Linked DNA regions of Homo sapiens: region 2 is linked to region 1. Evidence: read pairs that join two places in POLR2A ChIA-PET (ENCODE). Cell type or tissue: endothelial cell of umbilical vein. All regions are shown on one strand. Each heading gives the region's core, and the rest is flanking DNA. Links, peaks and the distances in the headings are about the cores only. Region 1 overlaps IQCK (IQ motif containing K). Region 2 overlaps IQCK (IQ motif containing K).

Region 1 (11,206 bases), core at 8,462-10,961:
CATTTCTTGAGTACCTTCTTCATGTGCCACATACTGGTGCCACCAGTACCACTGGTACAGTGTACCAGGCACTTTGAATGGATCATCTTTAATCTTCATAAGGACTCTGTGAAGTGGAGATTATTATACCTATAGCTCAAATGAGGAAATTGAGGCTGGGGGCAGAGGTGGGGTATCATCCAGCTTTTAAGTGGCAGAGCCAGGATTTGAATACTGCGTCTGCTTGATGCCAAAGTGTACCCTTTTATTAGCAAGCACATTGAGGAGGAAACGTTATTTTCCTAGAAATTTGCTAATCAGAAACTTTTCCTAGCAAACATTTCATAATTATTTCTGTGAATGGTCACCCCTACTAAGGCCACTCCACTTGTGGGTGGATCTCTTGTCACTGTCACCCCACCCTGGATCTGATGATCGGGGAGTTTCCCCTGCAGCTTCTGATTGGCCACTTGACACCATTTCTCATCCTTCCTGCCTTTCTCCCATCTTTGGGCTCTAATTGCAGCAATACTGTTTAGGTGTTGATTACCCTGAGGGTCTTTTTCTTTTGTCTGGTATATTTTCTGGTGATTCTTTTAGAAAGTTTCCCCCAGTTGTATAGCAATACAGGTATACTGTAGAACATTCAGGAAAACAAAAATTCAGCAGTTTCCTTTCAATCATTACATCTATGTTCAGGTTTTTTTTTTTTTTATGTATTTGAGATGCTGGGTTATAACTTAGTTGAGCAATAGATGTAATTTTGGACGTAATGAATGTAATTTTCTACAGGGCAGTTACACTTAAGTGATGTATTATGAAAATCTCACCCAAGAATGAATGTGGAATAGGAGTCACTTGTTCTAAAAAAATAAAAATTTTAAAAAGTAAACTTTTTTTTTTCTTTAGAAAGGCAGGGGCTGGGTGCGGTGGCTCATACCTGTAATCTCAGCGCTTTGGGAGGCCAAGACAGTAGGATCACTTAAGCCCAGCAGTTCGAGACCAGCCTGGACAACATAGTGAGATCCCATCTCTACAAAAAGTAAAAAAAATATTCGGGCATGGTGGTGCACACCTGTAGCCCCAGCCACTTGGGAGGCTGAGGCAGGAGGATCACTTGAGCCCAGGAAGTCAAGACTGCAGTGAGCTGTGATTGCACCATGTACTTCAGCCTGGGCAACAGAATGACACCCTGTCTCTGAAAAAAAAAAAGAAAAAGAAAAGAAAAAGAAGGAATGAAAGAAAAGAAAGGAAGGCAGGGATGATTAAATGAAGGAGCCCAGTTTATATCTGTTAGGCTTCCAGCTCTAACAGACAGAAGCCTCCATGCCCTCGTGCCATCCTTGTACTCCTTGGAGACATGATTAACTTGGTATTGAACAATTTCAAATTTGCATAATGGAAATTTATAGGAAATGTGCTGCACCGTATTTTCCCACTGACATTTCTCCCTGTTTTTACACTTTGCCAAAACATCATGTTTTTATGGCTTCATTATATTACATCACATCAAGGTTATAGGTTGTCAGATACTTAATCATTCCCTGACTTTTGGGCATTTAGGTTGTTCTCAAACTGTTTATGTGGTAGAGGATGCGGAAGTGAACACCTTTGTCTGCGTAACATCATTGTTGCTTCTTTAATCACAGACATTTTTGCTGTCCTGGTGGGAGGCAGTTGTGAGATCTTGACCCTGTAGAGTTTTAAGAGCAGCAGCAGCCAGACAGCTCACAGCGTAACCTTGAGCAAGTTGCATGACCTGTCTCTGCTTCAGTCTCCCTACCTGTAAAACTGGGGAAAATAATAGCACTTAGCTCACTATGACTTCGTATGTGTCAAGGGCTTCATAAGTACCATAGAAGTGTTTGCTTTTATTATTTACCTGGAATCCTAGAAATCGGGAGCTAATTGAGTAAAAGATGAACATTTTAAGGTTTCTCATAGATATTGCTGATTTGGGAGCGTGAGCCAGTCTCCTCCTTGTAACCCCAGGCCCCAGCACGGTTGTGGTCCATAGCTGCGTGGCAGATGGTCATCTATTGAAGCAAGTTCTCCCCGCAGTATGTGAGCATCTCGTGGTTCGTACAATTTCCTGTTGATTTTTTCTGCCTCACCTTCTATACTGTGACCTCTTTGAGGGCAAAGAATATGCCCTAAGCAAAATAATAGCTGGCTGGGTGCTGTGGCTCACACCTGTGACCCTATCATCTTGGGAGGCTGAGGCAGGAGGACTGCTTGAGCCCAGGAGTTAGAGACTAGGCTGGGCAACATAGCAAGACCCTATCTCAACCCAAAATAAAAATATATTAGCCAGGCATGGTGGTGCGTGTGTGTGGTCCCAGCTATTAATACTTAGGAGGCTGAAGTGGAAGGACCATTTGAGCCCAGGAGGTTGAGACTGCAGTGAGCCCTGATTTGCACCACTGCTTTCCAGCCTGGGTAACAGAGCGAGACCTGGTCTCAATAAAAACGCGAATAATAATAGCTGATATTTATCAAGTGCCTAACTCTGGGTCAGAACCAGTGCTGAGCACTTTGCATTTTGCACAGCTTGCCTCTTTTGCTTCTCTCAGCGCCCTTAGGAGGCAGGTGCCATTCTCAACCCTGGCTCACAGTTGACTGAGGCCCTCAGGAAACAGGCACTGTTTCCCAAACTTGCCCAAATCTGCTCTCTTTCCCAAACTTGCCAGATCAAAACACCCACCCACAGCACTGAGGGGGAGGGGATACTGATTCCCAGGCCTCACTCCTGGAGATTCTGTTTCTAAAGGTCTGGGGTGGGGCCCAGGAATCTATATTTTCACCCCAGGTCATCCTTTCATGCTGAGGCCCTGTCTGGACAACATTGTATGAGTGGCCGGATGACCCTGTGGTCCCCAAATTTCCTGTCTTGAGCTTTAGGCATTTTCTTTATCTGTCCTGTGCTGCTGGCTGGGAGGTTTTTCTCTGGGCTGTGAATTGAATTCTCAGTCCTGTCACTCACAGGAACAGGAGAGGATAAGGGCGACCACGAGGAGAAGATGTACTGAGTCTTATTAGTATGCAAGGCCCTTCTTGTCACATTGCCTTTAATTGAAGCTGAAGGGCTGGCGTATCTCTCTCTGGGATTTTCCACTCTCCCAGCCCTTCCGGAACTGGCTGGGCACCAGCCTGCTGAGAGGGACAAGGACAGCATAGGGGTGCCGAGGCATCTGTCTGTTGGTGTTGGAAGCCAACCACGATGATGTCTCCGAGCTAAGGTGGAAGCTGCATTCTACAGCATCCTGGCTTACTTCTTCTCTCCTGCCTCTCACCCCTGCTTCCCTCCCCTTTTCCTCCCTCCGCTGATCAAGTACCTACCTGTGCAAGGCTGTGTTCTGCTAAGACCAGGAGGAGGAAGACCACCAAGTCGAGATTTTATCTCTTGCTTAATTTTTAGCAAAGTAGTGCATCCCCAGAGGCAATGACTTTGAACTTCAGCTGCTCCTCGGGGTGTTACTTCTGTATCTGGAACAGGTCTCTATGGTAATAAGATTTTCAATAGGATCTACTGATTTCCTGCCATGATAGGTGAGGGTTAGCTTAGATTCCATCCCTCCCCTCCTCAAAACAGCTAAATCATTCTTTTCCATGCCTTTATTGGTTGGCTTTGTAATTTCAAGCAATACACGAACATACCTATTTCTTTTTACCTTTTGGGGGGTGAAATATGCGTACAACAGTGGCTATAAAACACATATAACAATAAATAAAAACATTTGTGGAGGATCGCTTGAGCCTCCACAAGCCTCCAGAGGCTGCAGGGAGCTATGATCGCACCACTGCACTCCAGCCTGGGCAACAAAGCGAGACCTCTCTACAACATTTAACAAACAAACAAACAAACAAACAAACAGAACACTGTCAACAGTTTTAAAGCTCTTCCCCCATGAAGCCACTTCTCTGACTATCATGATAGCTGTTCTCTTGCTTTTCTTTGGAGCTCTTTTCACGTTTGTATGCATCTCTCAGCATTTAGATTTGCTATAAATAGAATCACACTATATGTATTATTCCGTGCCTCTCATCTTTCCTTCAACTTTTTTTTTTTTTTTTTTTTTGAGATGGAGTCTCGCCCTGTCGCCCAGGCTGGAGTGCAGTGACGCGATCTTGGCTTACTGCAAGCTCCGCCTCCTGGGTTCACGCCATTCTCCTGCCTCAGCCTCCCGAGTAGCTGGGACTACAGGTGCCCGCCACCATGCCCGGCTAATTTTTTGTGTTTTTAGTAGAGACGGGGTTTCACCGTGTTAGCCAGGATGGTCTTGATCTCCTGATCTCGTGATCTGCCCGCCTCAGCCTCCCAATGTGCTGGGATTACAGGCGTGAGCCACCGCACGCGGCCTCCTTCAACATTTTTGAGCTAATCCAAGTTGATGCGTGTGGCTTCGGCTCACTCATGTTCAGTGTTGTATAATCACTGGTCAAGTAGACCACAATTGGTTTATCCAGTCAACTGCTGATGGACATTTGGGTTGTGTCCAGGTTTTGCTATCACGAGCATCCTCCCAGTACACGTATGGAAGGGTTTCTGCAGTGGGATACGGGAGTGGAATCATTTGTATTCACTGTCAGACTCAGTTCCATTTGGTAACGCCAAGCAGTTTTCCAGTGTAGTTGTGCCTCCAGAGATGGTGACCTAATTGTGTAGGGTGTTCAGAAATCCCCAGGTAATTCCACTGGGAGGCTCCACGTCACACCTTGATTTCCAGCCCGTCAACTCGAGATAACACCTCTCGGTCCTCCCCCATGAACAAGGTCCCTAGCTCATTCCTTTCTGCTCTCCTCTGTCAAGATTTCTGAGTGATGATCTAAAGAGATACTAAGGGGCTTTTTCCCAAGCAAGGTCAACACGTAGGGAGTAGGCAACAAGGTTGTCAAGGTATGGACAGGAATTGGGTAAAATACCAGGACAACAGCTTGCAGGTGAATTCTTCCTTCAGGCAGTTGAAGAAAACTAAAGAAAACCCAAGGGCTGGGGAATTCTCCCAGAAGCCAGTCCTTCCCTCCAGCTATTAATTGCCTCCAGCATCTGTCTGTCTGCCAGCTATCTCTCTCTCTCTTTTTCTTTTTTTGAGACAGTCTTGCTCTGCCACCCAGGCTGGAGTGCAGTAACACGATCTTGGCTCACTGCACCCTCTGCCTCCCTTCAAGCGATTCTCCTGCCTCAGGCTCCCAAGTAGCTGGGATTAACAGGCGCCTGCCACCACGCCCAGCTAATTTTTGTAATTTTAGTAGACAGGGTTTCACCATGTTGGCCAGGCTGGTCTCGAACCCCTGACCTCAAGTGACCCACGTGCCTCGGCCTCCCAGAGTGCTGGGATTATAGGCGTGAGCCACTGTGCCCAGCCTGTCTGCCAACTCTCTCTCTAGCAGCTTAAACTGTGAGACTCACAGGCAGCCAGCATGATGTTAATAAGTTGAGGGGAATTCTAGACTCTTCAGGGTCCTACAGTCACGTTTCTTTAAAGGGATTCTAAGCCCCATCTGTGTCTCAACCCTGGCTGAACCTTAGCAACACACAGGAGCTTTACCTAGCTACTGATGCCCAGGCCCCAGGGTAGTTACATCAGAATTGCTGGAGTGAAACCCAGGCACCAATAAATTTCAGAAGCTGACCATGTGATTCTTACAAGCAGCCAGGGTAGAAAACCAGTAATCAGTGGTTCTCAAACTTTAACTAGCATCCATCAGAATCACCTGGAGGCCTTGTTAAACTGTAGATGGGTGGGCTCCACCCCCAGTGTCTGGTTCTCTCTGCCTGGAAAAGGGCCCTGAATTTGCATTTCTAACAATTTCCCCCTATTGCAAATGTCCCCAACTTGTCCCTAGAGACCCAGCCTGATCCATCAGAATCACCTGGAGGCCTTGTTAAAATGCAGATGGATGGGCTCCACCCCCAGTGTCTGGTTCTGTCTGCCTGGAAAAGGGCCCTGAATTTGCATTTCTAACAATTTCCCCCTATTGCAGATGTCCCCAATTTGTCCCTAGAGAGCCAGCCTGCAGGTCTGAAGTTATGCCTGATGCTGGCTGCACTAGTTGACCTGTGTACCTCCCTGGGGGGATCCAGGGCAGCCCCGCTCCATCTGACTGTGCGCACCTCTTCCCAACTCTGTTACGTTGTCAGGCTGCTGGCTTCCAATAGGCTATGGAAATGGCAAATGATACAACTCGGGACTCTCCCCCAATCCCTGGGGAGCTGTTAATCACAGCTAGTGGGACAGTCTTTAGGGAGGTGTGGCGCATCCTTGACTATGAAGAGTCAATGTCATCGTTAGTAGGGTCTAGAAGCACATAGGGTTTTCACTGTGGTTGCCCATAGAGCTTCCATATAAATGGAATAAAAAAGGTATATACCTTGAAAAAATGTTTTAAAATGTCCTGTGACCACAGGCTCCAAGTATTAAAAATATTTTTTTCTGATTTGTGTTGCTAATACAATGATTAGTAGTACGCAAAACCAAATAAATACATGATACAATTTGATAGTTGTCAAACATAGAAAATAAGGAGACTCTGAGGGCCCTCATTTTGAACTGCCTTCTTGTTTGGCACCTGGGGAGTCTTTACACACTGGGCCAGGAATGACAGGAGGGTGGGAAGCTGATGATCTGGAAATTGATTTCCTTTGAATGAACCATGACCAAGAACCCTTGCCCTCAGTTTGAAGACTGCAGGGCTGGTCTGTGTTGCTGAAGGCCCTCATCCCACCTCCATCAGAAAATAACCACAGGGCCAGGCGCAGTGGCTCACACCTGTAACCCCAGCACTTTGGGAGGCTGAGGCGGGTGGATCACTTGAGGCTGGGAGTTCGAGACCAGCCTGGGCAACATTGGGAAACCCATCTCTACTAAAAATACAAAAAGTAGCAGGGCGTGGTGGTGCACGCCTGTAGCTACTTGGGATGCTGAGGCAGGAGAATCGCTTGAACCTGCGAGGCGGAGGTTGCAGTGTGCCGAGATCTTGCCACTGCACTCCAGCCTGGACAAGAGAGACTCTGTCCCCAAAAAAACAAAAAAGTGCATTTCATGGGATGGTGTACATACCCACCTCTTTGCCGCATCTGGCTGGTGCATGCCCTTAGTTGCTGGGAGGTCAGGACGAGGGCAGGTTCACTTGAAACCTCAGCCCTACATAGTAACAAGCTCAAACACCCTTTTTACCAGAACAATGCTCTCCACAAATCATCAGAACCTGTGGCCTGGCTCAAACCACCTTTCAAGACATTCACATATGGGCAAGCAGCACTTGGACACTCCAGACAAAGATATATTAAAAGAGAGGGTCTTTCCAAAAGGATCCCTACTGCACCCACCAAGGGACTGGGTTTCCATATTTAATTGGGGAGAGGCTTTTATCTGTTGGGATTAATTCCCCTTACACACAGAGCCATACCCTGTATGGAGCTAACTTTCCTGTTTGGCAGACACAGGAAATCACCGAGATCAGGTTCTTGGTCCAGACCATGACATAAGAGAAAAGATTTTCTTCAGACCTTTGCATTGCCCCCAGTGATACCCTGAGTTTTCCATTTTGGGTGGCTGGAGAACAGGGTGTGTGGTGACAGATGGGGTTGAGCGGAGAGCCTGGAATCTGTCATCGTCTTTAGTAAAATTGCCTTCCTTCAGTACCCTGACCGGCAAAGCACACTTCTGACCTCTTTCTGAACTGAATTAAGAATGGCCATGAACAGTCCGGGAAGTGGTTTTGAACTTTCAGGTGCTGTCCTTAGAGCACAATGGGCCTGTGTTCTTCCCCGTGGATCCATGGGGCCGGAACCATGAATAGCAGGCGCACAGTGGGTTTTGGTGCAACTGACCTTGTCCACACATCAGAGTTTCCGGTTTCCCAATGACAAGCCTGTCTACGTATGTAAATTGATCCTGACTTTCCCTTTCTTTTCTTTGCAGTGAAATGCAAAATGGAGGACGATGCAGTACCTGCAGCCAAGATGAAAATTCCATCATCTTAACCATAGCTAAGACGTATCTTTGCCCATTCGAGCACAAGTTACCTTGTGCAAGGAAAATGTCCAAATGATGCTCTCTCTCTTGTGATTTCTTTAACAAGACTTGGAACATGTGCAAATGGAATCTTTTCTGTACAAGATAGGATTCATTGCAAACAAGCTTTAATGCAAATAGTTTAGAAAAGAAAGGACCAGTCTTCACTTTCTGCATTATCCCCACATTTTATTCATTCATCCAGATTACTTCTTCAGTGCCTCAGGAGTATTCTTCTACACCAGCTGCTGTTAAAATGTACAATGAACTCTAGTCCCAAGGAATACAGAAGTGCTCTTATTACCAGTTTTCCCACTTGTGGCCGCCTTTGCAAAGATCCATATTCTAATTTAAGTCCCCAACCTCTGAATTTGGTTTTAAGTTTACCTAGTGACTGACTACTCTCTTTATAAAAAAGACCTTATACTTAATGATCATTTCCAAAGGAGACCACTCCTTAACTTTTACTGCAAACCCAACAAGATGAGACACTTAAACCCAGACAGATGTAACAAAGGATTTTTGTTGTCTAAGTCCCAAAGTATTATATAGAAAGTTCCTGCTTTTATGGGTAAACTTATTACCTTAATATGTTCTGTGGTTTGCTGTTAACCAAGATTCTCCCATTTAAAATGCCACAGACCGACCCTCAAGGCAGATCCGAAAGCCTAGTAGTTAGTTGCACTGGGTTGTTTTGACAAGCTACCACACGTCTTAAGTAAATAGTAAAGCCTTTATTTTTGTGTTAAGAACAGCATTTTGAAAATAAAACCTATCTGCCCATGGTTTACAGCCTTTTAAATTTGTAATATTTATATAGTCGTTTATGGTACATATTGATTGTCTTGAAATTTCTTTAACTTCTTTTTTATAAGTATGCAACAGTCAGCCGGGGGAAGATAAAGGTACATTATAAAACACACATTAATGCATTTAATAAATATATATTATCTATCAAAAGTGAGCCTTAGCTCTTCATCAGTTAATAAAAAGCACCTGCTGAGAACTCCTGTAAGCTGGTATCATCATTGCATCATTGGATTATAAAAGCCACAATGCTCCCTTTCAACTTGGGGTTTGGCCTGAGGCGTTCAACTCAGCCTTGGCCAACCGAGACCACCACCCGAGTTCACCCTTGTTCAGTGGGTCCTGACGGCATCTGGGCTAAAAAAAAAAAAAAAAAAAAGCACTGGGCGCCCAGCTTCCAACAACCAGATCTTCAACTCTGGAATCCCTGGAGATGCACAGAACTTCCCAGTTTGTAAGCTGTCAGAGCTGACTCCCTTCTCTTCCCACCCTCCACCTCCAGTGGGGAGAAATCCAGGCTAGAATGACAATTTTCTATTAAAAGGGGGGACAAGAGTGGCTGTTATAGACCCAAAGCGATTTTAATAACCAGACACGGAACAATTTGTGCTTACAATGAGAGATTTTGATCACAGATGCTCTCCTCCCGGGTCGTTTTCCCCAAACGAGTCTTGTTTACACACGCAGATCTTAAACAGAGGTGCCATTTAATTTTGTCTTTAAACCTTGCTCCACGGGGGGCAGCTGGCTGCTACAGTCTCTTGGCAAAGATGTCTCTTGATACTTTTCAGGTGTAGTCATTAGAAAAAGAACAGCTCTCTCCCTTCTCCTCTCACTCCCGCCTCCGCCCCCATTATGAAGGCGTTCAGCCCACTCTCAACCTTAAAAGCCAAAATAAAACAAAACCCTAAGTGCGATAACATATCAGATTTAAAAGGGGGGAAAAAGGTCTCATTAAATGAGGCTTCCCATGGCTCAAAGATGGCTCTGTTCTTATGCTGGGGAAGCACGACTTTCCATGGCAGCCATTTGTGCTGTGCTCACCTTATATGCTTGGACAATAAAGAACTTAGAAAACGAACGTGTGAATTGCTCCATCGTGTGAATGGTATCAGAAAGCTCCAAAGGACTCCAGAGAGCGGGGGTGAGTAACCATTTCCTGGCACGAGAATGTGTAATGCTGTCGTTTTTTCACCGGACAGGACCGAGGTGTTTGAAGATTTCTTTCTTTTCAGAATACCGGGTCCGCATGCAACCGCCCCCACCCCCACCCCAGGTCCTAGCTTCATTCCCTCCCACCCCTCCCCAGGACTCTTACGTTTTCTGTCCACGCAATGACTGGAACGGGATTCTCTAGAAGCAAGCACATGCTCTGGGCAGAGGCGGGGTGCTTCCGGGGAGGTCAGGTGGGGGTGGCATTCTGGGGCCATGCGTTTTCTTCCCCATGCGTGGTAACACAAGGAAATGTACTAACTGTTAAGGAAAACTCGAAGGCGGGTCACACAGGGAGGGCCAGATTGGCCTTACTTTCCCCAGTGCTTTGCAAGGATGGGGTGGGGAGGGGAGACAGCAGAGACTAGGGCCTTGAGAAATATCAAAAGGTTTATTGAAACATACTCAGCTCAGACGTACTGGCTTATGAAGCGGTCAGTCCTCCCCCGGCCCCCAAACACTAACCTTTTTCATTTTTCTTTAAAGGTTAAAGGCTTATGGGTAGTTTTATAGAAAAAGCAATGTAGTGATTAGAGTATCTGCAGAAGGACCCACCCTCATTTATACATTCCATGCCGTCAGGTTAAAACTCTGCTTTGAATCGATGCTAGAGGTTATGCTGGCCAAACAGTGCAGAGAACATGGGGGCTTTGAATGGCCGAGATGTTCGAAATGCTAAATAACAAAGGAATGACTTGCTCAGGACAGATGGAAACCATGACAGAAACAATGGGCTTGGAAAAGGGCTGTTTTCATGGAACCTGCAGAAAAACCAAAACAAAATATCCCCCACACCCTCCAAAAGCAACAAGAAACCCTCATGTGATCCATTCCATCCAGGAATTTTCACCATAGCAACGGAAAGGACCCGAGGTGTCACTGCTTGTGAGGCAGCGAGAGGTCATCTCTGCATCCTAGTGGGAACCCCTGAAGCCCTGCTAGGTGACATCATCGCGGAAAACCTGCCGTGGTGCCTGCCTTCCAACCTGCCTCCCGGAGGGGCTTTCAGCTGGAGACCCCATTGGAGCTCTTGAAATGAATAAGGGAATAAAATTGGGAGAGGATTTGGAGATACACCCGTAAGTGTAGGAACAGGGCGAGATGATCAAGGGAAGAAGGGACTGCTGCCCCAAGCCAGAATATTTCTATGGCTCTACAAGGGAAGGGGCGGGGCCTGTGTTCTCACCATA
Region 2 (11,206 bases), core at 5,171-7,670, 110 kb before region 1:
CCACAACTGAACTTGCATCCAATTGGCTCTTACACAGCAGCGTAATTCATTGTTTATTGATGCCATTCAAATTATATCTTGAAATAACATTTATATTAAGTTGCTCAAAAATACTTGCTGATCTGCGTTTTGCCCTTAAACTGCTGATGTCTAGTTATTTATACTTGACTTCATTATTTTTCTGTTTTTTCTTTCTATGACATGGCCCCCATAGTGCCTGGAACATAGTAGGAACTCAATGAGTATTTATTGGATAAATGAATGAATATGGATTCTCAAAAGATGGGGCTGGCCAGATGCAGTGGCTCATGCCTATAATCCCAGCACTTTGGGAGGCCGAGGCGGGTAGATCACTTGAGGTCAGGAGTTCAAGGCCACCCTGGCCAACATGGCAAAACCCTGTCTCTACTAAGAATACAAAAAAATTAGTTGGGCATGGTGGCACGTGCCTGTAATTCCAGCTACTCGGGAGGCTGAGGCAGGAGAATCGCTTGAACCCAGGTTGCAAAGGTTGCAGTGAGCTGAGATCACGCCACTGCCCTCCAGCCTGGGTGGCAGAGTGAGATTCTGTCTCAAATAAATAAATAAATAAATAAAAGTCAGGGCCTACTTTTAAGATCATAATTAAGCTACATGAGCACTCTGGAGGTCTGTGACCTTTATTCAGTTTGTTGTAGTTATTACACACAGGAGGTAATTTATTAACTATACCTGCAGTGACTGGATCTACTGCCTCTGGAGGGAGGTAAACAATGGGGAGACCGCCTAAGTCTGCTAGGCTCCCTGGAGCTGGAGCTGGGCAAGGAGCAAATCCCCTCAAATTGAAGGAGCCTCATTCACAGACAATGGAGAGCCAGAGAGTAGAGCAAGAGGCTAGGATTCAAGAATAGTAGTTGTCAGCACTTTTTGAGCCTTGCTTTGTGCCAGATGTCATTCTAAGCACTTTACCTGCAGTCACTCATTTAATCCTCCCAACAATCTTTGGAGGTGGATGCTATTATCATCATCTTATGGATCAGGGCTGTACAGCACCAGGGCTAACCAAGAAGCTTAAGTTCACAGCTAGAAAGTGGCAGAGCCAAGACTCAAACCAAGAATTGTTCCAGAGTCTAAGAGTTTGACCACTGCTCCACTCTGATGGTCAGTCACACAGCTTGCTGAAAGCAGAGGTCAGATTCTGACATGAAAGATGGGTCTGGAGGCTGTGGAGAAAAGGAGTGAGAAGTTAGCAAGCCTTTTATTTAGGTTGTCCTGCCAGTACCATGAAACTCCAAGGAAGACCAGGGGGAACAGAGCAGACAGAGAAACAGCAAGAGCTGGCACCTAATTACTATGCCATAGAGCATTTGGCCAATTACACACACATCTATTGTGTGGTGTGTGGTGTGTGTGGGTGTGTGTATAGGTGTAGGTGTGTCTGCACACATGAATTCAGGCATTGTGTGGTACATGGTTCAGCAATTCCATGATTCCAGCCTCTGGAATCAGGCAGACCCTTTCAACCCAGGCCTGTTCCCCAAAAGCTATGCAAGCTTGATTATTTTGATTTTGAGTCACTCATCTTGTGATTCTTTTATATATATCATTTTAAATACTATGAATTTAATATAGTTTCTAAACAAACAGTTGTTCCTGCTTAGATTATTTTTTCTTCTTTTCTCTAAGCACACAAATAGTATATTTTTTCATTTTAAAAATTATTTTCATTTTTATTTTTAGAGATGGGGTCTCACTGTGTTGCCCAGGCTGGTCTCAAACTCCTGAGCTCAAGTGGTCCTCCTGCCTTGGTTTCCCAAAGTCCTGGGATTACAGGGATAAGCCAGTGCACCTGGCCCATCTTAGATATTTAACTCTATTTTAAATGCTCAATGTAAAATTCAGCATATTTAATAGGCAGGTATTTCCCTAATCCTTAATTTTTGGTGGAGATTACAATTGGGAGAATAAACCTTAAGCACATGATTTCCATGAATTATCTCAGCCTGAGAGTTAGATCAAGACCTCCACATTTCATGATACGAATTTAACAAGTGAAATAGATTTATTTAACCCTTTCTCAAAGGGTCATTTTCAATCATGTAAAAAAAGTAATTGAGATTTTTTAAGTGGCATCTGTATGGCATTAGAGTGACAATCTACAAATAAAGCCAATGGCCTTCTAGTTTTGCTGTGAAATTAGCTGGGTGCTAGCAGTATTTTATATTGTGTTAAACAAATATACTCTGTGAAAGGTAAATAACGGAAAATGATTGCTTTGTACAAATAGCTGGTGGAAGTACATCTGTGGCCAACAATAGATACTGTACAGACATTTCCTGTGTGTATAGCGATTTATGCAGCCATGTATACAACAAGCCAAAGGTAACAGAATGCAGATAATAGTATCTAAATTCGTTGGCCAATAAGTGAAGAATCACATGGAAGATGGGAAAGAGATGAAAGTTTTGACCCTTTGCTCTCCTATATTTAATATTCCAATATTTTGGGTATATTAAAAAATTTCAAAAGAAGCACGAGTTACCTTTGTAATCAGGAAAAATAAAAGTTAATGATAAGTAACATTTTCAAGTCCTCATATTTGACCCTGCTGCATCGTCTAGGTTATTTTCTTTCTCTCTTTCCTTTTCACTGACACACTCAGTGAATCACCTCACCTACATCTTTTTACCATTCATTCTTTCTTTAATGTGGCACTCTGGCATTTAAATGCTCACTATGTCTGGTACAACTCAAGTTTACTAATGACCCAGTACTGCCAAATTCTGTGACCTATTCCAGGGACAAAAAGGAGGCCAGTATGTTTGGGGCAGAGTGAGCAAAAGAGAGAGGAGGTGAGTTTGACAGGGTCAGCCCCGCAGCGGCCGTAACATCACATGGGCCAGTAAACAAAGTGGGTTTTATTTTAAAAGCAGTTGGAAGTAATTAGAGCCGTGACTCAACCCTACTGGGCCCAGTGCTCCCTTGTCATAGCATTGTATAGTGTGCTTCTTGCTATCCTGAAATGAAATGCTTAGATGATATAATATAACCTATTTATCAGTTACCTGATTGCTGTGTTGTACAGTAAACTACCTGAAAACTTCATGGCTTAAAATAACGATTTATTATTTTTCATGACTCTGGGCCGACTGGGCAGTTCTGGTGCTCTCTCCTGGGGTCACTCATGTGACTGCGTTCAGCTGGTAACTGGGCTGGGTTGGAAGGTCCAATTCTATCTCACTCATGTGTCTGGGGCCCTGGTGCTGCCTGCTAGCTGGGGCACTTCGGTTCTCCTTCATGTGGCCTCTCATCCTCCAGTGGGCCAGCCCAGCTCCTTTACAGCGTGGTGGTCTCCAGCAGCTTTCCAAGAGGGTAAAAGCAAAAGTGCAAAGCCAAGACCTGGAACATGACTTCCACCAAGTTCTCTACTAAAAATACTAAGAATTAGCTAGGCCTGGTGGCATGTGCCTGTAATCCCAGCTGCTCGGGAGGCTGAGGCATGAGAATCACTTGAACCCAGGAGGCAGGGTTGCAGTGAGCAGAGATCCAGCTTGGGGGACAGAGTGAGACTATGTCTCAAAAAAAAAAAAAAAAAAAAGAGTCTAGCTTCATTTCTTTTTTTTTTTCTTTTAATTTTTGTGGGTACGTCGTAGATATATATATTTATTGGGTGCATGAGATGTTTTGCTTCAGGCATGCAATGCGAAATATCATGGAGAATGGGGTTTCCATCCCCTAAGTAACTGTGTTACAAACAATCCAATTACATAGACTTTTTTACTTATTTTAAAATGTACACTTAAGTTTTTATTGACTGTAGTTACCCTGTTTTGCTATCAAATAGTAGGTCTTAGTTGTTGCCATTAACCATCCCCAACCTGACATTCATTCCTACTGTGTCTCATGGTGATAAGGCTGTGGGTGCTGAAAACATTTCCCATTGTGACTCTTAGAATTGCCGTCAGATCTAGTTTGTAAGCCATGCAAGAAAATCTTATTATAACTTTATAGTCAAGTTTCTTTTTTATTTTTAACAAAAGAGCATTGATCACTTCATTTCCCAAACTTGGCTACGAGTTGCTTTTGTTTCTAAAAATCAAAGTGATCCTCAAAGGACAAGGCTTTAAAAAGAAAGTCAGCAGGCTCTGACCTGAGGGTGACCCAATGGTTCTTTAACAAAGTGAAGGGCAGTGGCTTTGTGGCAGGATTTTCCTCCTCTGGTCTGAAGCTTTGTCCGCCGGCTTTGAGGGGCATGGCTTTATGCCAGATGGCTGTGGTAGCAGTCTTGACTAACTGCCAGATAGGGGGAACATTATCATTTGGCCATAAATTGCATTTCGATTATTATGTACTTTATCAGTTAACTTTTTTGCCATATAATAAACTACCTCAAAAGTTAGTGGCTTAAAATTACAAGCATTGGTCAGGCATCGTGGCTCATGGCTGTAATCCCAGCAATTTAAGAGGCCAAGGCAGAAGGATCATTGAGCTCAGGAGTTCAAGACCAGCTTGGGCAACATAGCAAGACCCCTATCTCTGCCAGCAAAAAATCATAACCATTTATTTAGCTCACTTTTTTGCAAGTTAGCAACTTGGGCTAGATTTAGCTGGGAGTTTCTTCTGGCCTTGGCTGGGTTCATTCATGTGTCTTTGGCAGCTACTGGATAGGCTAGATGCTGGCTGGTCTAGGATGGCCTCAGCTGGGATGAGCTGTTCCATGTGGTCTCTCATCCTCTATCAGATTAACCCTAGGTTGTTCATAGGGCAGCCAGGCAGGGTTGCTTCAATTCAATTAGACACGTCAAGGCCTCTTGAGCCTGAGGCTTGGAACTGACATAGTGTCACTTTCACACGTTAGATTGGCCAAAGCAAGTCACAAGGCCAGCCCAGATCCGAAGAGTTAGGAAATAGATTCCTTTTTTTTTTTTTTAAGTAAATGTGTGGGGTTTAAATACAATTTCATTACATGCATAGATTGCACAGTGGCAAAGTCAGAGCTTTAGGGTATCACCCAAATAACACACATTGTACCCAATAAGTAGTTTGTCATCATCACCCTCCTCCCACCCCTTCACCCTTCCGAGTCTTCACTGTCTGTCATTCCACTCTATCCATCTGTGTATAGACAGGTTTTAGCACCCACTTATGAGTAAGAACATGCGATATTTGACTTTCTGTGTCTGGCTTGTTTCACTTAAGATAATGCCCCCCAGTTCCATCCATGTTGCTGCAAAATACATGAGTTTGTTCCCTTTTATAGATTCCAATTCTTGATGGGAAGAGCTGTAAAGTCACACTGCAAAGTGCAGATACAGGAAGGGTGGAGAATGGTGGCCCTTTTTGCAACTTACCGTATACACTGCGTTAGAAATAATATGGACCGGGTCACAGATGGCAGCTGTGACTGTTAGCTCCAGCCTGGTGACTTCAGGAAAGATTAAATGAGCTAATGTGTGAAGGGGCTTGTTCTGGAGTTCAACCATCTGGGCTCAAATTCTTTTTTTTTTTTTTTTTTTTGAGACAGTGTCTTACTCTGTTGCCCAGGCTGGAGTGCAGTGGTGTTATCGTGGCTCACTGCAACCTCCACCTCCCAGGTTCAAGCAATTCTGGTGCCTCAGCCTCCCGAATAGCTGGGATTACAGGTGTGTGCCACCAGTCCCAGCTAATTTTTATGTTTTCAATAGAGACAGGGTTTCACCATGTTGGCCAGGCCAGTCTGAAACTTCTGACTTTAGGTGATCCGCCCACCTCTGCCTCCCAAAGTGCTGGAATTACAGGCATGAGACACCGAACCCAGCTAAATTCTTATCCTTCCATTTACTAGTAAGTGACTTTGGGCAAGGTATTTAGCATCTCTGTGCCCCCATTTTCTGATCTGTAAAATATGAATTGTATGTAGTACATCGTAGTAATATGTTCTTGTTGTGAGGATAAATGAGTTAAGCAAAACTTAAGAGTGTCTGGCATATAGACAGCACTCAATACACATTAAATGTTGTTAATCCTATTAGCGTTTCTCTTGGAAAAGAGCCAACCTGTAAAGGAGTGCTATTCCCCATGGCCTCTTCTGGTTGACCAATTGTTACATGAGTGAATGGAGGGTGTAATTCTCTTACTGCATTCTGGACATTACAGATAGATGGCCAAGGATGGACTCTCCTTGTCATTCTGAAAATACTAGTACCTTTTAAAATGATAGGTATTAGTAAAAATCAAAACATAACTCTTAGAAATAATGATGAGCTTAGAATCTGAGAATGTAATATAAAGACACCTCCTAGAATTAAGCAACTGCTAGAATCACATCCTGTAATGGAAAAAAACAAAACAAAACAAAACAAAAAACCAGCCCTGCAAGTATTTCAGCCTTCTCTTGAGAATTTATGTCTAAAGAAGGAAGCCATTTTTTAAAGAATGAAAATGAGGTTTTTTTGAAAGAATGTATCTTAAAGTAAATCATTGACTCTCTTGGTTGTTTAGAGAACTGCATTTCTCCTGCTACATTTTAGGAACAGGAAAAGCCAGGTCATAAACTAGTCCCAGATCCAAAAGATGTTTCAACTGTTAACCCCTTAGAATCATAAAGGGTTATCCAGGAAATAGAGAAGAGAGACGAAACAGAGCTTTCTTAAAATCAGACTTCAGTGTCAGAAATCAAGTACTATGGATGTTTCCATGATACCATAGGAAAGATCATCTGTCAGTTATTCATAACGTTCCGAAGCTGAACGCCTTCCAACTACACAGGTCAGCTACCTGTTTTTGTAAATGAAATTTCACTGGAACACAGCTATGCCCGTTCCTCTACCTATTATCTGTAATAGCTTTTGCACTACAGTGGCAGAGTTGAATATTTGTGACACGAGCCTATGTTTACTATCTGACCCTTTAAGAAAAAGTTTGACTGGGCATGGTGGCTCACATATATAGCCTCAGGACTTTAGGAGGCTGAGGCAAGAGCATCGCCTGAGCCCAGGAATTTAAGACCAGCCTTGGGCAACATGGTGAAACCCCGTCTCTACAAAAATTAAATTTACACAATTTGCTGGGCACCATGGTGTGCGCCTGTAGTCCCAGGTACTCAGAAGGCTGAGGTGGGAGAATCCATTGAGCTTGGGAGGTCGAGGCTGCAGTGAGCTATGATTGCAGCACTGCACTCCAGCCTGGGCAACAGGTGAAATTCTGTTTCAAAAAGGAAAAAAAAAAAAGAAAAAGAAAAAGTGTGCCAATTCATGCTTTGAAGTCCTGGAACTATCCATATTTTTATAGTCATAGCTGTTATGTGGGAGGCAGTCTAGTATAAAGGAAGCTGAATGATTAAGTAGTTATTGTTGTGTGGGAGGCACTACAGTGTAAGGGAAGCTTAATGATTTAGAATAGAATTTGGAGCCATTTTCACCTGAGAATAGGGCCTCATTCCACCTCTTTGTAGATGCGTGACCCCAGACCTTGCTAGTATTGTGACCTTGTAATTTTAATATTTCTAAGCCTCAGTCTCTTCCTCTGTAAAATGTAAATAACAATAGTAATTGCTTCAGATAAGGGAGTTTATGATTTTTTTTTTCTTTTGAGATGGAGTGTCGCGCCGTGGCCCAGGCTGGAGTGCAGTGGCGTGATCCTGGCTTACTGCAACCTCTGCCTCCCTGGTTCAAGGGATTCTCCTGCCTCAGCCTCCCAAGTAGCTAGGACTACAGGCGTGTGCCACCGTGCCTGGCTGATTTTAATATTTTTAGTAGAGACGGGGTTTCACCATGTTGGCCAGGCTAGTCTTGAACTCCTGATCTCAAGTGATCTGTCCACCTTGGCCTCCCAAAGTGCTGGGATTACAGGAGTGAACCATTGCGCCTGGCCTAAGTTAATGAGAATTTTGTGTTTTTTTGTTTTGTTTGTTTTTGTTTTTTTTTGAGATGGAGTCTTGCTCTGTCACCCAGGCTGGAGTGCAGTGGCATGATCTCGGTTCGCTGCAACCTCCAACTCCCGGATTCAAGCAACTCTCCTATCTCAGCCTCCCCAGTAGCTGGGGCTATAGGTGTGTGCCACCATGCCCGGCTAATTTTTGTGTTTTTAGTAGAGACGGGGTTTCACCATGTTGGCCAGGCTGGTCTCGAACTCCTGACCTCAAGTGATCCATCCAACTTGGCCTCCCAAAGTGCCGGGATTACAGACGTGAGCCACCGCACCCAGCCGAGAATTTAATAAGATAATGCATTTAAAGCATTCAGTTAAGTGCCTGGCACAGCTACAATGAAAGATAACAATTGAATAACAACAAAATTAAATTGGAAAAAGTGGAAGTCTGAAAATGAGGACAGTCTGCGAGGAAGAGGTGGACTGGGACTGGCCATTTAGGGGGAGTTGAATGGTAGGGGTGGTGTCAGAAATGTGGAGGGCTGTGGCAGGTACGGTGATGAGGGTGGGGCTGCTGGAGTTAGGTGGGCTTGAATCTCTCCTTCAGCTCTGCTAGCTCTGTGCCCCTAGGAAGTCTCCTGAAATGCTGTGAGCCTCAGTTTTCTTATCTATTAAGTGGGGAAGTGATAATCATAGTACCCACCTCACCAGGGCTGTGGGGAAGAATAAATGAGATGGGGTGTGTCAGGCACAGTAATGGGAGCCATCGTTATTAAGAATTGTGCTTGGCCAAGCACAGTAGTTCACACCCGTTATCCCAGCACTTTGGCAGGCCTGCGTAGGTGGGTCACTTGAGACCAGGAATTGGAGACCAGCCTGGGCAACCCCATCTCTACAAAAAATAGAAATTAGCCAGGCAGTGCCATGTGCCTATAGTCCCAGCACTCGGGAGGCTGAGGTGAGAGGATTGCTTGAGCCCAAGAGTTTGAGGCTGCAGTGAGCTATGATCACACCACTGCACTCCAGCTTGGGTGACAGAGCGAGACCCTATCTTTAAAAAAGATAAATAAATAAAAATAAATTTTAAAATTATGTTTGAAGGAGGGAGGCAAATGTGAGCAAGTGCAAAGCCAGAGGAAAGAGAGTTGGGGTCCAGGTAGGCAATGAGAGAAAGAATAAATTCTGTTTTAGGCAGGAGTAGCGAGATGGATCAGGACAGGTGTGTCATCAAGCCTCTGCCAGTAGCTTCCTTTAACAAAGAGCTTGGCATGCCTTCTCCAAGCAGAGAGCAGGCCTTGAAGGGAGTGCTCCAGATCCCTTGGTTTCTCGGAGGCATGGCTTTGAAGCTAGGTGTGCAAATAATTTTGATCCTGAGATCAAAATCTGTGGGAGTAGAGTTTGTACAAAGACTTGCCTTCTCCTTATTGAATCTGCATTGCCATTGACCTTTCTGATCTTCCGATTATAGTTATAGCTGCCTTCCTGAGTGCCCCTGGGCTGGCCACACTCTACAAGAGTTGGAAGGGGAAAAGGTTGTAAGGCAGGAAATCAACTGTGCAATTGTTAAAATAGAACTTCAACAGTGTTTTTAGACTGAAGTCTAGTTAAAAGGCCACAGTACCATTCCTGCTCTACCGTGACCTGCATTGCATTCCACTGGAACAAATTAAGTCTGAGATGTGTAAATAGCATTATGAAGATTAAACCTTACAGTTAGGTTGATATTCTTAAGGAATTCCATGACATTCAGCCCTGCCTTTGGATTAGCTTAATTGGAACACGAGCGATCAGAATTTAATTAGAATTTAATTGAACTGCTATATTAAACAGAGCTGGCTCAGTGGCTACATTGCAAACTTCACTTGGAAATTCTTTCTGATGCATCTCTGAAAATATTTTGAACACTCAGAGTAAAGTTAATCATTTTTACTGTAAGCATTTTTTGATAAAAGGCTTATATTGTTAGCAGTAAAAAGTAGTGGAAACTCAAATGAGTTTGTTTCAGCTGGGGAGTATTAAGTATGCAGAGCTAAGATTTCCTTATTTGCTGGAGTTAACTCTTTGAGGGCAGGTCCTGAACATGGCAGAAAACCCCATTCAAACTGTCCTAAGTAGAAAGGGATTGTTTTCTTTCTTTCTTTATATATTACTTATTTATTTTTTGAGATAGGGTCTCACTCTGCTGCCCAGGCTGGAGTCAGATCATAGCTCACTGCAGCCTCAATCTACCCCAGCTCTAACGATCCTCCCACCTCAGCCTCCTGAGTAGCTGGGACTATAGGCATACATGCCACCATGCCTGGCTAGTTTTTGTATTTTTTGTAGAGATGGGGCTTTGCCATGTTGGCCAGGCTGGTCTCGAATTTCTCAGCTCAAATGATCCACTTGCCTCAGCCTCCCAAAGTGTTGCGATTACAGGTATGAGCCATCGTGCCCGGACCTTTTAAAAAATGTAGACAAGAGGCCCACAGGGAGATCTTCCAGCACAGCTTGATCTGGTGACCCAGATGATGTCTCCATGACTGTTCTCTCTCTTCTTCTCTTGACTGCTTCGTCTGGGTTGGCTCCACCCTCAAATGAGCCCTCATTTTGTGGCACCAGCCTATGTCCTATAAGGCTCAAGTGTAGCAGAGAGAGAGAGAGAGAGAGAGTCTCTCCCAGAGTTTCTCTCTAATTGAGCCAACTCGGGTCAATTGTCTGAGTAATTTGGGCTGGGCATAGTGTCTCATGCCTGTAATCCCAGACATTTCGAGATGCCAAGGCAGAAGAATTGCTTGAACCCAGGAGACCAGCCTGGGCAACATAGCAAAACCCCTATCTCTACAAAAAAAAAAAAAAATTTTTGAAAATTACCTGAGCATTACAGGTGGCATGTGCCTGTAGTCCTAGCTACTCAGGAAGCTGAGGCAGGAAGATCCCTTGAGCCTAGGAATTCAAGGCTGCAGTGAACTATGATCATGCCATTACACTCCAGCCTAGGTGACAGAGCAAGACCTTGTCTCTAAAAATAAAATAAATAAATAAATAAACATACCTGCTTTGGAATAGGTCCTTGGAACTAGGGGAATTGTGATTTAGTGGCCTGTTAGGCATCCAAAGCCCATAGTTTTTGCTGGGGAAAGATGGATTCCTGAAAGGAACTCAGGGTGCTGTTACCAAAATAAGATGGAAGGGATACTGAGCACGTATCTTGGTTAGGGTGCATTATGTTGCAACTAGCAGGAAACTGACTTAAATAATACAGAGGATTTATTGGCTCAGGAAACTAGAAGGCCCCAAGGTAGAGAGGGAAGGCTTCAGGGTTGGTTTGATTCAGGAACTCTGTGATATAACTGAGGAGGACTTGGTTCTCTCCTGCCTCTCTGCTTGGCCTCTAGCA

The links. ChIA-PET counts read pairs that join two places held together with the same protein. Peaks named below come from ENCODE experiments on the same cell type or tissue, not always from the same donor. Only the 100,000 strongest peaks of a DNase experiment are listed, where the experiment ranks them.
Region 2: POLR2A ChIA-PET joins it to region 1 with 5 read pairs; 3 of 35 experiments call an interaction of 5 or more read pairs at or near these places.

Annotation. Positions count from the first base shown.
Region 1 is chr16:19,848,583-19,859,788 of GRCh38, forward strand. It overlaps IQCK (IQ motif containing K), which reads left to right. Exons shown (of 9, transcript NM_153208.3): 9 at 7,905-9,885. The coding sequence ends at 7,966. It overlaps GPRC5B (G protein-coupled receptor class C group 5 member B), which reads right to left. Exons shown (of 4, transcript NM_016235.3): 4 at 8,109-11,206. Among named protein-coding and RNA genes, the nearest start is that of GPRC5B, 31 kb to the right of the region's middle. RefSeq lists enhancers at 4,615-5,533, 5,534-6,453, 9,604-10,803. In endothelial cell of umbilical vein, for the core only: no CTCF peak of the experiment used is centred there; a DNase peak (open chromatin) is centred at 9,939.
Region 2 is chr16:19,742,597-19,753,802 of GRCh38, forward strand. The region is part of intron 4 of IQCK (IQ motif containing K); the gene reads left to right. Among named protein-coding and RNA genes, the nearest start is that of IQCK-AS1, 18 kb to the right of the region's middle. In endothelial cell of umbilical vein, for the core only: no CTCF peak of the experiment used is centred there; no DNase peak of the experiment used is centred there.